2 separate regions of the Mus musculus genome follow, and region 1 is linked to region 2. Evidence: chromatin contacts called from ENCODE Hi-C data. All regions are on one chromosome and are shown on one strand. The core of a region is the stretch at or near the end of the contact, and the rest is flanking DNA. Distances in the headings are between cores, read along the strand shown. Region 1 holds the start of Lim2 (lens intrinsic membrane protein 2). Region 2 holds the start of Siglecf (sialic acid binding Ig-like lectin F).

The links. A loop is a pair of places that touch in the nucleus more often than their neighbours do.
Region 1: a loop to region 2 is called in a map of CH12.LX, with 2.1 times the contacts of the local background. The contact joins the promoter of Lim2 here to the promoter of Siglecf in region 2. A Hi-C loop is called at or near these places in 2 of 37 maps with a recorded cell type or tissue (CH12.LX and v-Abl transformed pro-B cells).

Annotation. Positions count from the first base shown.
Region 1 is chr7:43,428,832-43,431,739 of GRCm38, forward strand. Lim2 (lens intrinsic membrane protein 2) reads left to right here and starts at 1,268. Exons shown (of 5, transcript NM_177693.4): 1 at 1,268-1,325; 2 at 1,754-1,934. The coding sequence starts at 1,760. Gm38999 (predicted gene, 38999) reads left to right here. Exons shown (of 2, transcript NM_001370852.1): 2 at 1-1,005. The coding sequence ends at 1.
Region 2 is chr7:43,349,781-43,352,889 of GRCm38, forward strand. Siglecf (sialic acid binding Ig-like lectin F) reads left to right here and starts at 1,561. Exons shown (of 10, transcript NM_145581.2): 1 at 1,561-1,640; 2 at 1,744-1,804; 3 at 1,867-2,229; 4 at 2,388-2,666; 5 at 2,842-2,889. The coding sequence starts at 1,768.

The sequences.
Region 1 (2,908 bases), core at 18-2,517, 79 kb after region 2:
GGACCCTGAAGAGCATCCAGTACCTGGTCACCCCGGGATGTTCCCAGAGCCCAGTGTTCTTACAGCTTCAGAGGTACCTTGAGAAATATCATTCCTACAGTCTCCCCAGCCCCCAGACTACAATCTCTGAAAGCCTCCTGCAGATCACCTGGTAAAGCCTGAACCAGCCCTAGAAATAAGAAAACTCCATGCCCAGCCTCACAACATCCCAACCCCAGCTACTTACTATTCCACTCGGAATAGTAATGTTCTCAGTGCTCTCAAGGCTGCTCCAACCCCATTTCCAGACCAAACCATCCCCCCCCAAAGCCCTTCCTCTCTCCATTCCACAGTCAGCCCATCTTCACCAACTCCCCACTCACCTTTTGGCCTTCAGTCCAAACCCACTCTCATCCCCAATTTGTTTATTTGCCGGTTTGCTTGTTTTTTGTTTTGTTTTGTTTTGTTTTGTTTTGTTTTGTTTTGTTTTGTGCTATCCTCCCGGGTGCCAGTCAAACTCGGGAGTAAGTTGTAACTCTAAAGTAAATTGCAATCCTCTTTTATTTTTATCTTGAGAAAGAGTCTCAGCAAGTATCCAAGCTGGCCTTGAACTTGCGATCCTCTTGTCTCAGCTTTCTGGGATTAAAGGTCTGGTCCACAAGGCCTCCTGTCATTCCCAGCTTTGCTTTGTTTTAAAACCGGTTATCCCAGTCTTGCTCTCTCAGTCAGGGTTAAGATTGGTGTGAACTACTAGCCTGGGCTCACTCCCCACATCCTGGTCCTCATCTGCAGTTATCATATCTCATATTCACCTTTACTTAACAACAGTGCTCTGCTCAACTCCAGCTCCAGCCCCAGCAGCTGCTGTGTCCCAGCCCTGCTCTGACAAGCCCTTGATCCTACCGTACAAAGAACCCCTTGGCCTGACATGTCTAGATACCTATATCCACCCGTGCCATTGCTGCTTCCTGTCCCTTGAGCTGGGAAGCCCAGGTTGAACAATAAAACGGTGTCTATCTACTCTTATCTCTTTGTGTGGGTTTTGCTTTCTGTAAGAGTCAGGATACCCAGGGTGGGGACTGGGAATAAAACCTGGGAAATGGGGAGGGTCACAGACAAGAGGTTGATGGGGCCCCTTTGTCCCCTGCTTCAGCAAATTCCATTGGGGCCTCTGCTGCCACTGTGTTTCTGCCTGCTGGAAGCTGCTAGGCCATGCAGTCATTGTGTGGTGAGGCTTAAGGGATTTGGGGGAACCACGAGGCAGAGATGCCAGCAACCTGGCTCGGCTCAGTATCCACAGAGGGGCTGTGGCAGAAGGAGGGCTCAGAACAGACTCTGCCACTCAGGTAAGCACCAGCATGAGACCCACAGCCCCCTACCCACAAGTCTGGACTCCCAAGCCCTTCTCTCCTGGGAACTTGAATCCTAGCTCCAGCCCTTCCTCACCAAGAGCCAATAGAGGCTCATGGACATCTTCCTGTCTGGAATGAAGAATCCAGACTTCCCGCCCTCTTCCCTCAAACCCAGGGGTCCAGGCACCTGCCCTCCTCCATCAGACCCAGGGATCTAGGCACCTGCCCTCCTCCATCAGACCCAGGGATCTAGGCACCTGCCCTCCTCCATCAGACCCAAGAATCCAGTCTCTAGCCCTACTCTCTTCCTTTAGACCCGTAAGTCTATTCCCCAACCTTCCTTTCACTCAAGGGTCCAGATTCCAACCCTCCTGTCAGGCCCAGGATAGCCATTTACAACCTCAGCTCTCCCTTTTTCACAGATCACCATGTACAGCTTCATGGGTGGCGGCCTCTTCTGTGCCTGGGTGGGGACCATCCTGTTGGTGGTAGCCACAGCAACTGACCACTGGATGCAGTACCGGCTGTCGGGGTCCTTCGCACACCAGGGCCTGTGGCGTTACTGCCTGGGCAACAAGTGCTTCCTGCAGACCGAGAGCATCGGTGAGCCTTGAGGCCAGGGTCTGAGTGGTACTAAGGTCTAGCCCTCCCCCAGAGCACCGCCTCACACCATCACCCCTGGCACAGGGAAAGCATGATAGCTCAGAGAGGTACAGGTCCTTGCACTAAGATACTCAACAAGGGATGGAACAGGCTTTGCATCTCTGGATTGTTTTCTAGTTGCAGGGACAGGGTGTAAAGTTTTGTGGTTGGGTTAATGGGGTGGCAGATGCAGCGGTAAGGATAGGACACCTCACTTTTTAAAAAACATTTTGTTTTTTTTATATATAAGCTGTGAGCTATTTATGGTAGCATATGTCTGTCATCTCAGCACTTTGGGTGTGGAGGCACGAGGATTGTGAGTTTGAGGCTTCATAGCCCCTGTTTCAAAATACAAATAATTAAACAATAAATTAATACTATGAGCCAATAAATAGTGTTAGAGACAGGGACCACAGAGGCTGTTAATGGGCTGCATGCCAGGTGAAGGACTCTTTCCTATCTACTGTGTGCCAGACCATGTAATTATAGATAAATGGGTCCATGGATGGATGAATAGAGTTGACTGATTGATTAATTGTTGATTGATTGATTGGCTGATATAGATAGGATAGAAAGATAATGGGTAGTTGGGTGAGTGATAGATACATAGACACAAAGATAGATATAGAGAGATACATAGATAAGAAATACATGATGGAGTGAATAGATGGATGGTTAAGATAGAAATGTGATGGATAAGATTGATAGATAGATAGGAAGATAGACTATATAATGGGCACAATGAATCGATGTATAAATAATATAGAAAGATGATGGATTGGATAGGATAGATGAATGGATAGATGAGAGAGAGAGATATGAAAAGGTGGAACAAGCTAGATGATAGATGGGATAGCATGAAAAGATAAATGGATAGATAGCTGGGAAGCATCTTACTCTTCTATAGCTATGACAAAATATCATGACCAAGACAA
Region 2 (3,109 bases), core at 311-2,810:
CAGAGGGAGTGTACTGGCTAGTTTTGTGTCAACTTGACGCAGCTGGAGTTATCACAGAGAAAGGAGCTTCAGTTGAGGAAATGCCTCCATGAGATCCAACTGTAAGGCATTTCCTCAATTAGTGGTCAAGGGGGAAGGGCCCCTTGTGGGTGGTGCCATTTCTGGGCTGGTAGTCTTGATTCTATAAGAGAGCAGGCTGAGCAAGCCAGGGGAAGCAAGCCAGTAAGGAACATCCCTCCATGGCCTACTCATCAGCTCCTGCTTTCTGACCTGCTTGAGTTCCAGCCCTGACTTCCTTGGTGATGAACAGCAGTATGGAAGTGTATGCCAAATAAACTCTTTCCTTCCCAACTTGCTTCTTGGGCATGATGTTTGTGCGGGAATAGAAACCCTGACTAAGACAGGGAGTCTTCGCCCCATGTCTTCCTGTGGATGCCCTGTGTAAGTCTGTGTCTCTGGTGGTTAACCTCTATTGGAAACTTGAGGTCCAGACTCGCCTGGGACATGGGCCCTCAGCATGCCTTGGGTGATTATCATGATTAGATTAACTGAAGTGAGGAAACCCACCCACTTCTGGTTTCATAGGTTAGGATCCTAGACTATACAGTGACCTGAGAATAGTCCGTCACTTCTCACTCTGCTTCCTGACTGAAGGTGAAGTATGGCCAACCACTGTACACTCCTGTAGCCATGCCTTCACCATCACAATGGATTGCAACCTCCAACTCTGAGCCAACAGAAACTATTTTTGTTTTTAAGTTGCTTTTATCTGGATATTCTATAACAGCAACAGAAAAGTTATTTAGGCAATTAGAGTTCCAGTCTCCTCCTCTTCTTTATACATTAAACAACTATTGAATTTTGAATTCCCCCCCCCCCTCTCTCTCTGCCCACCACGGTTTGAGTGTGCCACCAAGCAGTAGTAGGGGGTCAAAGGGCAACTTTTGAGAGTTAGTTCATTCTTTCCACAATGTGAGTGGCTGGCCAATGTCTTTACCTGCTGAGCCATGTCCCTGATCATCAACCTTTTCCTTTTTTAAAAAAATTATTTATTCATTCATTTTACATCCCAATATCAGCCCCGCTCTCCTCCCAGTACCCACTGTACCCACTCACACAGACTCTTCCCCCATCCTCCCTTCTCCTCTGAGAAAGGAGAGACCTCTGGGTATCATACCACACCCCTACCACCACTATCCTCCGCCCCCCAGCACCTCACACACACACAGTGCATCAAGTCACTGCAGGACTGGGTGCATCCTCTTCCACTGAGGCCAGACTAGGAGGCCCAGTTATGAAAATGGATCCACACGCAGGCAACAGACTCAGGGAGGGTTCCAGTTGTTGGGGAACCCACATGAAGATCAAGCTGCAGATCTGCTACATATGGGGTAGGGGACCTAGGTCCAGTCTGTGTTCCCTCTGTGCATTAACCTCTTTCTTAATACAAACAAATGAGAAACAAATGCTACAGTTCAGGAGTGGAGGGTGGGTCTTCCTCATCGACTTTGCCTCCCATGATGATACACATGAAAAGTGGAAGTGTTTACTTTCCAGGGCCTTGATAGTGCTGATAACCTGTGGGTGGAAAGTTCCCTCTCTGTGGTCAGTCACTCTGTCTCTCTTCATTCCTGGACTAGGTTAGTAGGACGACTTCTCAGTCCTGTGACATTGAAGCCTGTGACCCTCACCCCAGGGATCCACTTCAAACTGATCAAGTTTTCTTTCTCTGGCCACCCACAGGAACCTAGAGCCTTTCACTGTGTGATGCGGTGGGCATGGCTGCTGCCCCTGCTGTGGGCAGGTGAGTGGGAACAGGGACCGGGCTAGTGGGACAGGACCAAGATAACCCTCATTTCTTTGCAGGGTGCCTGGCTACGGACGGTTATTCGCTCTCAGTGACTGGTTCAGTGACAGTGCAGGAGGGCCTGTGCGTCTTTGTAGCCTGCCAAGTCCAGTACCCCAATTCCAAAGGTCCTGTCTTTGGCTACTGGTTCCGGGAGGGGGCCAATATATTCAGCGGCTCTCCAGTGGCTACAAATGACCCACAGCGATCAGTACTGAAGGAAGCTCAAGGTCGATTCTATCTCATGGGGAAGGAAAATAGTCATAATTGCTCCCTGGACATCAGAGATGCACAGAAAATCGACACAGGGACGTACTTCTTCAGATTGGATGGTTCTGTGAAATACAGTTTTCAGAAGTCAATGCTCTCTGTGCTTGTGATAGGTAAGTGAAGAGGGGATATGTGGAGGTCCTTGTTCTAAAAGCCTTTGGGTGCCCTGGAGACCGCATAATGAGGTTGGTTGGGAGAGAAGCCTGGCTTGAAATAGGGTCATACATAGTGATCCCCAGCACATCTTGTGTCTCTATTTCTCTCTGTCCAGCTCTGACTGAGGTCCCTAACATCCAAGTCACATCTACCCTGGTGTCTGGCAATTCTACCAAACTGCTCTGTTCTGTGCCCTGGGCCTGTGAGCAGGGGACACCCCCCATCTTTTCCTGGATGTCATCTGCCCTCACTTCCCTGGGCCACAGGACCACCCTCTCCTCAGAGCTGAACCTCACACCCAGGCCTCAGGACAATGGCACCAACCTCACCTGCCAGGTGAACTTACCTGGCACTGGTGTTACTGTGGAGAGGACTCAACAGCTCAGTGTCATCTGTGAGTGTCCAGACCTGGGTCTCTGGGGAGGGGAGATTAGGGGTGTGGGATGGAGGGGTTAGAACTGGGTGATGGTTCCTGAATGCTAAGACTGTGGGAGGAGAAAAGACCAATGGGGTGGAATACCTGCAGCCATCTTTCCTCTGAAAGCAAACAACCATATGTGTCTATGCAGATGCTCCACAGAAGATGACCATCAGGGTGTCCTGGGGAGATGACACAGGTAGAGTCAAATTTCTCCTCCCTGGGATGGGTACAGGGACTGCCTCTGCAGGAGATGAGCAGGTATTCTGGACCTCAGGCAGGAGGAAGCTCAGGATTCCCCCACCCCTTACTCATATACTGCAGTCTCCCCATTATATCAGTTATCAGGGTTCCAATATATGGATTGTAGTGAAATATAATTCTGCCGATATAAAAATTTAATAATAATAGTTCTTGAT